Linked DNA regions of Homo sapiens: region 1 is linked to region 2. A link is an interaction called in ENCODE POLR2A ChIA-PET data of the cell type or tissue named here. Cell type or tissue: K562. All regions are shown on one strand.

Region 1 (5,000 bases), 110 kb after region 2:
CCACCGCCCAGGCTGGAGTGCAATGGTGCGATCTCAGCTCACTGCAACCTCCACCTCCCAGGTTCAAGCGATTCTCCTGCTTCAGCCTCCCAAGTAGCTGAGATTACAGGTTCCTGCCACCACACCCAGCTAATTTTTTGTATTTTTTTGTAGTTACGGGGTTTCACCATGTTGGCCAGACTGGTCTCGAACTCCTGACCTCAGGTGATCTGCCCTCCTCTGTCTCCCAAAGTGCTGGGAATACAGGCGTGAGCCACGGCACCTGACCCATAACAGCATTTCCACAATAGCCAAAGGCAAGGCAGCCTAAGTGTCCACCGAGGGGTGAATGATGAGCAAGAGCAAATGTGGTCCATCCATCCAGTAGAATATTACTCAGCCCTGAAAAAGGAGATTCTCACACAGCCACAGTATAGACGAACCCTGAGGACATTATGCTAAGGGAAAGAAGCCAGCCAAAAAAGAACAAATACTGTAGGGTTCCGCTGATATGAGAGGCACCCTGGGATAGTCAAGTCCACAGAGACAGAAGGTAGAATGCTGGTTGCCAGGGGCTGGGGGAGGGGCAATGGAGAGTGACTGTTTCATGGGGACAGAGTTTCAGTTTGGGAAGATGAAAGAGTTCTGGAGATGGATGGTGGTGAAGGTTGCACAACAATGTGAGCTGTGCAAATGGGTAAGATGGTAAATGTCATGTTATACATATTTCACCACAATAAAAGAAGGTTTGGGGAAAAGTACATGTCAGCCCCGTGGGAAGGCAGCTTGGCAACATGGTTGAAGACCCACAAGAATATTCCTGGCCTTTGGCAAAGGAATCCTACTTCTGGGAATTCAAATAAGGGAAGGGTCCTAATGCATGAAAACATTCATCGAGGCGTTCTTTATAGTAGGGAAAAATGGGAACCATAAGGGACTAGTTAAGTAAATTGTAGGACATAAATTCTCATGGTGATTGGAGCCATTCAGTGCAACAGCTGACAAAGGGTTTGTAATACACAGGGAGCGCTTAAGTCAAAATGTTGAATGAAGAAAAAGACACAAGTTGGTATATGTGGAATCATCAGATTTATATTTTAAAATCCCTAAAGAGTAGGCAAAAAAAGAAAGACATCAAACTGGTAAGCGTGTTTGTCCTCAGGACTTGCAGTGACTTTTCTTCCATTTTCCGTGTTTCTACATTTTCCCAGTATTCTCTCATGAAGCTTGTTCTAATTTAAAAACTGGAGAAAACACATTTCTACGATTTTTTTTTTAAAAAGCACCCGCCTTGCTATGTTCTGTTTTAAGATGTTTTTCAAAGTTCTGGTGCAGCACAGCTTGGCACCGTAACTCCCAACCCCTTAAAAGAAAGCGTGCGGAGCAAACAGGGTCCGGATCTGGGGGCGGCCTGGTGTCTGCGCCTGTTTGGAGCAGAGGCTTCGGGCCTTGGAACGAGGTGGGGGGCTGGCCCAGATGTGTATTCGCTAAAGGATGCTGTGCGCGGGCTGCTGCGGGTCACCGGCGCAGACTCCTTGGTAAACATCTAGCAGCCAGACACCTCTCGGGAGGGGAGCTTGGAGCCACTTGAAAGGTAGCTGGCAGCTAGAAGCGTGATCGGAAAAAGGCAGTCACTGGGAGTTCATGCAAACGAGCGGCCTCACGCGATAGGAAACATCCCGGCTTTTCTGTCCTTGCCAAACCAGGAGGTGAGAGAAGATGCAGCAATATCACAGAGACATGGCAGGGACTTTTTGTTACAAGAGTTAATTAGAGGCCGGGTGCGGTCCTTACGCCTGTAATCCCAGCACTTTGGGAGGCCGAGGCCGGCGGATCACTTGAGGTCATGAGTTCGAGACCAGCCTAGCCAACATGGTGAAACCCTTTCTCTATTAAAAAAAAAAAAAATTAACCAAGCGTTGTGTTGGGCGCCTGTAATCCCAGCTACTTGGGAGGCTGAGGCAGGAGAATCGCTTGAACCGGAGGCAGAGGTTGCAGTGAGCCGAGATCGGGCCATTGCACTGCAGCCTGGATGACAGCAAGACTGTCTCAAAAAAAAAAAAAAAAAAAAAAAAGGCCAGGTGCAGTAGTTCACACCTGTAATCCCAGCACTTTGGGAGGCTGAGGCGGGCGGATCACCTTCGGTCAAGAGTTCGAGACCAGCCTGGCCAACATGGCAAAACCCCGTCTCTACTAAAAATACAAAAATTAGCCAGGTGTGGTGGCGTGTGCCTGTAATCCCAGCTACCCAGGAGTCTGAGGCAGGAGAACCACTGGAACCCGGGAGGCAGAGGCTGCAGTGAACCGAGATCGCACCACTGCACTCCAGCCTGGGCGACAGAGCAAGACTCCATCTCAAAAAATAAATAAATACATAAATAAAAGAAAGCAGCTTAATCCCTCCTTTGTGATGAAAAAGTTTCTTCCAAAGGCAACAAAAAGGTTGGGAAAGGAGTGGCCCCAAGATCTTTTTTTTTTTTTTTCTTGAGTTGGAGTCTCACTCTAGCCCAAGCTGGAGTGAAGTGGCATGATCTCGGCTCACTGCAACCTCTGCCTCCTACGTTCGAGCGATTCTCATGCCTCAGCCTCCCGTGTAGCTGGGATTACAGGTGCATGCCACCATGCCCGGCTAATTTTTTGTATTTTAGTAGAAACGAGGTTTCACCATGTTGCCCAGGGTGGTCTCGAACTCCTGAGCTCAGGTGATCCCCCTGCCTCGGCCTCCCAAAGTGCTGGGATTACAGGTGTGAGCCACTGCGCCCGGCCCCCAAGATCTTTTAAACAGCGACGAGAATTAAAATCTGCAGCCCTAGCCCAGACCCTCACAAGCTCCAGGGGCCAATGAGGCTTCTGGGTGATTGAGACAGCTGTGTTCCTATCAGGAAAGCCGAGCCAAGATGTCATCCTTGACTGTTAGCTGGTGGTGACACTGCTTGGGAGTACTTGGCTTCCCTCACCTCCAGGCCGCCCAATATGCTGTTCTCTCTGTCTAGAATTCTGTTCCCTCTGCTCTCCTCGCCTGTCTAGCTCCCATGCACCCCTGCTCATCCCACCCGCTTACTGGACCACATGCCCCAAACTTACTTCTCACCACCTCCTCCCTCTCCATGCTCCTGCCAGCCTGAACTACAGGCTTCACCACAAGGTGGCCACAGCTTTGCCAACATCCTGCCTGGTGTGGAATGCACCTTCTCCTCACCTTCCCTGGCTAATGGCTGCTCATCCTTGGAACCATAGGTTTGAGCGCCTTGTTGATGCTCCCACAGCCTCCCTGGGCTACTTTGTCCTGTTCTATAAAGACCTGCCTGTCTCATCTGGGCACGGTGGCTCACGCCTCTAATCCCAGCACTTTGGGAGGCCGAGGCAGGCAAATCACTTGAGGTCAGGAGTTTGAGACTAGCCTGGCCTACATGGTGAAATCCCATCTCTACAGAAATACAAAAATTAGCCAGGCTTGGTGGTGCACGCTTGTAATCCCTGCTACTCAGGAGGCTGAGGCAGGAGAATGGCTTGAATCCAGGGGACGGAGGTTGAAGTGAGCCAAGATCACGCCACTGCACTCCAGCCTAGGCAACAGAGTGAGACTTTGTCTCAAAACAAACAAACAAACAAACAAAAACAAGACCTGCCTCTCTCTCCCTACCTGTAACCTCCCCTTGGGGCAGGTGCCATGAATCCTTATAGCTGAGCATGGCACCTAGCACACAAGAGGTGCCCAATAAATGCTTGCCCGATGAATGAGTAGACTCGAGGCAGGATTTGTACCTTCAAGGAGTTTATAATCCAGTGAGAGAGTGGAGACAGCAGGCAGTCCTGACAGTGTGGATCACATTGTCCCAAGTGTGCCTGGAAGTCATGATCCCTGGATGAGTCTCTGTTTCACACTAGCCAGCATTTAGTGAGCACCTGCTATGTGCCACGTGCTTTGCCAAGTACTTTACTCACACTGTATGGCTGAGATCCCCAAACACTTCATTTACTAGTGAGGAGTCAGGCTCAGGGAGCAGAAGGACTTCCTCAGTGTCATGCCCAAAGTCACTGCTCAAAACCTGGGTGCCCTCCTACTCAGGAGTCCATGGAGCCCCAGAGAGAAGGGGCTGCCTAGGAAGGGGGTGAAGGGGGTGCTGGTGCCCATGGAGACATGGAGGTCCCACCCGCCCCCCTCCCAGTCTTCACCTGCTGGCTGAGCCAGCAGCTGGGCACAGCAGAGCCTCCCCCGGCCGGGCCCCGCACCGCCCACGCCAAACAGCAGGAGCGCCAAGCTGTGTCCTCTCCAGCCAGCTGGAACATAAAGCCCATCAAGAATGACACCGGGACAGTCATAAAATCAAGCTGGCCCACATCCGGCACTGACCAAGCAGAATGAGCTCAGTACGAAGAGGCTTATTTTGGGAAAATGGAAACAAAACAAAGCCCTATAATTGGAGCCATCTGGGCAGCAGTGGCCTAGGGAGTGGGGCGGGAGGGGCTAGGGTGGAAAGCTGGGCTGGGAATGCATGGGTGAGGCTGCCCTGCCCACCTCGAGCATCAGAACCAGGTGGGTGAGCTGCTCCCAGCCTACAGGGGAGTCACACCCAGCAGGGTCCCTTAGCCCCATCTGGCCACCCACTGTTCTTGTTCTTCCTCTCCCAGCCAAGCTCTTGGCACTTCTGGGTGTGGTGACTCCCTATAAGGAGCTGGGGACTCCCCATGGCCATAATGCCAGATACCACAAGACCCTGGCTGAACCAGGGATAGGCTCCATCACAGCCCTCCCATCTTGGCACTAAGTCTAAGCCCCAAATATGAATCAAGATTGCCAAGTCTAAAAAAACAAAAAGATTGCCAAGTTCTCCTCTAACCTGGGGAGACCAAACAGTTTTCCTTGGATTGAGTGTTGCCTAGGGCTTTGTGTTAAGAAGGATTCTGAGGTACAGTCTGAGCCAAAACATGACTGAGACATGACTGCATGTTTGCAAAGAGAGGTGGCAGGGCATTCCAGACCATTGCATAAGTCAGGGAACAGACGAGGGGCTGAGAGA
Region 2 (5,000 bases):
TAACTCTCTGAGATATGTGTGAAGTTTAGGGGAAAGGAGGAAGGCCACTGGCTGAGCCACAAAACCTACCTGTGCACGTGGAGAAGCAACGGCGCAGGTGCGCTGCCTCCAGGTCCCAGTGTGGCGATGCAGAGACCCCTCCCACTCAGCTTACTCCCCTCAAGTGAAGCAGCAGGAGGAGGCTCAGTCAGGTGGCATTGTGGGATGGAGGGCTGCAGGCATCCACCCTCAAACTGGGTCCCAGGGGACGGTTTGGGGCCCGTGGGTCCCAGGCGACCCTGTGCACATGCTAGCCCTTGGCCTGGTCACTCAGCCCACAGGTCTCGAGCTGTCCCTCGCCCAGGGCTCTCCCAGCATCCCCATCCTCCTGTCTCAGATGAGAGCCATTTGCACTGGTATCAGACCGTAGGCTCTGCAGGGCTAGGGTGAGAGGGTGTGGCCCGGAGCAGGTGCGCAGGGACCGTTTTTCCCCAGTGCCAGCCTTTGAAGGTGCCCCTGGGGAGGGTGGGGCCGGTGCGCTGGCCTGGGCCCTCCCCACCATGTCAAGCTCCGTGCCCATTCAGCCGGTGCTTGGTAGGGCCATGTGCCCTCTCCTGGTCTGGGACAGGGGCCGGTGCTCTAGGGCAGTAACAGGGCTCTAGAAGGGACAGGCATCCCCAGTGCAGCCAGCCACTGAGGACAGATGCTGCCGGGACCTGGACCTGGACCACAGGCTCACAGGCCACCTGCACCTGCCCCCGGCCCCTCGCCAGGCCCCAGCCATGGTGCATCTGTTCCACAGCCAAGCCCTGGCACGAGGGCCCTGGTGCCTCCTGCTGCACCCACACATCTGTGAGTCCATTAACTTCACACTCACCAGGAGTTTGTTTGATGACACATCAGAAAGTGCTGGCACTTTCTAAGCAGTCGCTGGCGCAGTCACTGGCATGGGGAGGCTGGTAGCTCCTGCCTGGGGCCTGTCGGTGGGGGGCTCCTGGGATGAGAACTCGGGTCCCACCCAGCCCCTGCAATATGACAGGGTGCTCTGGGAACCCAGATGGTCTGGGTGGGCTCCCTTGGCTTCTAGATGGTGGGAAGAGGAGCCAAGAAGGGATTTCCCGTTGAATCTCATGTGGTCATTTTGCCCACATCTTGCCCCTTGTGGCCCCGCACCTGGCCTGCTCCAGCCACCACCCCGGCCACACTAGGCTGCCACTGCCTGATTCTTGGCTGTATCTGCGTCCAGCTGAGGACCGAGAGGGCAGGGACCAGGTCCTGTCCAGCCTGGGCCCACGGCAGAAGGAAGCGCTGCAGACATCTGCGCATGTGGATGACCTGGTGGCACTGGGACAGAGAGCCAGGTCACACGGCCTCTCCCACCAACCCCCAGTGGTGCCAAGTCAAATTTATTGTTTTTTAAGCACAAACTTCAGTGGGAGGGGAAGGGAGAACGGAACCCCACACCCCCTAGGCACCTGCCATCGGGTGTCCTTTGGAGGAAGCCACCTCCCCTCCTGCCCGAGGAGAGGCTGCTAGGCAGCTCCCCAAGGCTGACTCCAGCCCTTTCGGAGGCCCCCCATCAGGAGGCCTTGGAAAAGCCGCCCTGCATCTGGGCCTGACGTAACGCACGCGGGTCCAGGGCTGCTGAGCAGACAGCTGAGGACCCGGCTCCAGCCCTGCCCTTGTGGCTGCTGGTCCTGGGAGCCTGCGGGTCTCACCTCTGCATGTGTGCACACAAGGAGTGGGGATGACAGCGTGCTGGGTGTTGGGAGGATTCAACAAGAAAGTGTCCAGGTGGTGCCTGGTCTGGTGCCCCAGTCCCCCCGACCCCATTTGCCCGGTGAGGTGGTCCCTGTCCCTTGACCACTCGCCGGGCCGGGCCTGGCCTGGGTCCAGGTGGCCACGGTCAATGGCAAGGGTTGGCCTCCTCATGGAGACAGCCACCTCAGGGAAGGGGTCATCACCCCCAAGGCCCTCCTGGGAGGCCTCAGGACCCTGGAGTCCCTGGGAAATTGGTGGTGGGGGTTGTACAAGCCTCATCCCAGCCCTGCCTAGGCCCCAGCCCAGAAAACCAAGAGCTTCCCATTAGCGCAGTCCAGCCCCACGGTGCAGGGCCCCACCCACCTTCCAGAGGCAGGAGAAATGGGATGGCAGCCCCAGCTGCCCCAGGTAGGAGGACGGCCGGGAGCTGGGTGGGGGATGGGTTGGGCCTCATTTGAGACAGAGAGCAGGTGGGCACAGCAGGTAAGAGGACTGCAGACCCCAGGCCTGCCGGGGCACAGGGTGGGTGGCCTCCAGGGAACTGGTCTCAGCCTTGGAGCGTGGGTCCCCAAAGGCAGCAGCTCCCCATCCTGACCTCAGGGCCTGGTAGGATGGGGCCACCCAGCCCACAGCCAGGCTGAGGCCCTTGGGGGAGAGGTGGGTTCTCTGGGCACCAGGGAAACGGGGTGGGGGTTGGCATTGGGAGGGCTGGAGGATACTGGCCTCAGACCTGACCTCAGAGAGACCTGACGTTCCCCACGATCTGCTAGGAGGACTCCAGGGGTGCTGTCTGCCCCCTGCTCTCTGTCCCCATAATGCCGGGTATTTGGCCGGGCAGGGCAGAGGGTGCCTGGGGCAGACTCCACCATCCTGGCCAGGGGACGGCAAACAGCACCGGAGTCACAGTGGGGGCAGGCAGGAGTTGGGGTCGTCAAGTTTGCCAGCCCCCATCAGCAGAGGCAAGAGATCAGTGAGCTGCCAAATGGAGGGGGTGGGGACGGCGAGAAGGCGATGTGTGACTTCACCGGCCCAGGGAGCTTCGTGTCAGGGATGGCCCGGCCCCTCCCTACTGGAGAGTGGGTCCGCCAGGCACAGGTGGGTGGAGAACATTCACGAAAGAGTGAGGTGGGGTCGGGGATGGGGCGACAGGGACCAGCAGGGCCAAGGACAAGGTGCACCAGTCTAGCGGTCCTCCCGGACCGGCCGGATCTTCATCTCAGAGAACTTGAGTGAGTACTGCCAGCCGGTCCAGGAGGACCACTCCACGCCGTCGGCATAGGAGGCGTGCGCACCGCGCAGGTACTGCCCATTGAGGTTGGACGTGTGGCAGTTGCGGTACCACCAGGCACCGCGGTAGAAGGCGGCACAGTTGTTCTCTGAATGGTCGCTGTCACGGTCCTTGGTGGTGAACCTCATGCCGCTGTGCTTCAGGAGGGAGTCGCCTGCGCAGGGGTGCACACAGGTGTGGGCACGGGGGGCACGGGTACACCCACTGGTGTTGCATGTGTGAGCAGACACCGAGACACTGCACGTGCACCTGGACGTGAGTGCATACACGTACGCACGTGCTCTCACACATACTGCTGTGCACGCGTGCAAGCGCACCTGCCCCTCCACACCCGGGTGTGTCCATGCAGCTCACACGCACGCAGTCCCTTCTCGGGCGTGCCTGGGGCTGCCCCTGGGTCTAGGCGGTCTCTATCCCTCCCCCCAGCTTTTCCACATTCCCTCTCCTGCCTCCCCGCTCCTCGGCCTGAGAGGGGAAACCCAGCCCAGGGGGGTCCAGCCACCACACTTTAGAGACCCAGCGGACCCGAACCCCGGGTCTCCTGATTCCTGGCTCTGGGCTCAGTTTCTTTATCTGCAAAACGGGAAAACAGTCCAGGCTCTGCTGGCTTCGCCTTGCAGGGGTGAGGACCAAGCAGGACTTGGAGGAGGAGGCAAGCAGCCTTGACCCTGACCCCAGAGGGCCGAAGGGCATCATCAACACTATTATGAAAAAACGAACAGAAGATTCGCAGAAGCTCATCTTTTATGACATGCAACTGAATCAACTGATGAAGACAAGGACTGAGGGATCCTTGGTAAGGAAGAAAATTTTCCCTTTTCTGTCTTGTTTACTCTTCCAATTTGAAAAATTTATTACTTAAAAAAAATTTAGATTGGTTTCAGGCCTCTGATTGTGATGTGGGGTTGGTAGTTTATCAATATTTGTTATTTTTCAAAAACCTGATTACTTTCAAAGGGGGAAAAATACATTAGCCTTGATCATTTTGGAGGGCAGGACCTCCTCCGTCCTCCATCCTCCCAGGCCGCCCCCCTTCCCCATCCCTGCCACAGCTGGAGCCTCACCTGCAGTGCCGGAATAGTCAGCCACGGTGAGCGGGTACCCGTCTTCCTCAGGGTCCACGGAGAACAAGCCCACGCCGAAGCTCCCGTAGCGGGCATAGGCCGTGCCATTCTCAAAGTCCTCCAGGTCCACGTGCAGCTCGTAGGCAGCCTGTGTGGTCAGGGCGTGGATCCTCTTGAGCCCTGAAGTTGGGGGGAAAATGGTGGGAGAAGCTGAGGGGCGTAGGAAGCGACTCCCCAGGGAGAAATGATAAATGACAGCTGAGCTCATGCAGTTGGGGACAGAAAGGGACAACCACCAAGTGCGTGCAATCAGCCCTGGGCTACTTCCTTCTTCCTGCAGGCCTGTGTTGGGCAAGCCACTGAGGACCGACAGTTTTCATGTTTGGTTTTCTCTGTTCCCTTTAAGTGGAGCTGTGATGCTTTTCAAACGTTGGGGCTCTGAGCTGGTGGGAAGACTGCAGGAGGCGGGAGGAGGTGGGGGTGACAGCACCCTTACCCAGACTCCAGCCAGAGCCAGACAGACAGGATCTGTGTTCGCATTTTCCTATACCTGGCCTCTGGGCCTTTGCACATGCTGTTCCCTCTGCCAGGATGCTTGTCCCTACTCCTCCTCACTTGGTTACCTTCTATTCATTTCTGGAAGGCTGCCTGACCTCCTGTCGGCGTTGAGGACCTCCTCTGCCAACACATGTGCCCCTGTGGGTATTTATCTTTCAGGGTCCCGGCTGCCTATCTTGTCAGTTTCCCCACCAGTGCGGAATTCCCGTGACAGTGGCATGTCCGACCTAGCCACTGCTGACCCCAGTGCCTGGGGTGGGGCCTGGCACAATGGTGCTTACCCAGCGCTGGCTTAGTGGATGGGAGGGAGTTGGCGGCACCCTCACCCCTCTAGGCCGGCTCTGTGCCCC

The links. Peaks named below come from ENCODE experiments on the same cell type or tissue, not always from the same donor. Only the 100,000 strongest peaks of a DNase experiment are listed, where the experiment ranks them.
Region 1: POLR2A ChIA-PET joins it to region 2 with 8 read pairs; 2 of 35 experiments call an interaction of 5 or more read pairs at or near these places.

The regions. Positions count from the first base shown.
Region 1 is chr9:131,015,690-131,020,689 of GRCh38, forward strand. The region is part of intron 1 of LAMC3 (laminin subunit gamma 3); the gene reads left to right. Among named protein-coding and RNA genes, the nearest start is that of LAMC3, 9.0 kb to the left of the region's middle. RefSeq lists an enhancer at 942-1,513 and a silencer at 3,357-3,544. In K562, no CTCF peak of the experiment used is centred here; DNase peaks (open chromatin) are centred at 1,592, 3,032, 4,189 and 4,577; H3K27me3 peaks cover 5,000 bases.
Region 2 is chr9:130,901,142-130,906,141 of GRCh38, forward strand. It overlaps FIBCD1 (fibrinogen C domain containing 1), which reads right to left. Exons shown (of 7, transcript NM_032843.5): 6 at 4,093-4,272; 7 at 1,299-3,182. The coding sequence ends at 2,923. Among named protein-coding and RNA genes, the nearest start is that of QRFP, 6.8 kb to the left of the region's middle. In K562, a CTCF peak has its summit at 4,137; DNase peaks (open chromatin) are centred at 1,480, 2,579, 2,724, 3,731 and 10 weaker places; H3K27me3 peaks cover 5,000 bases.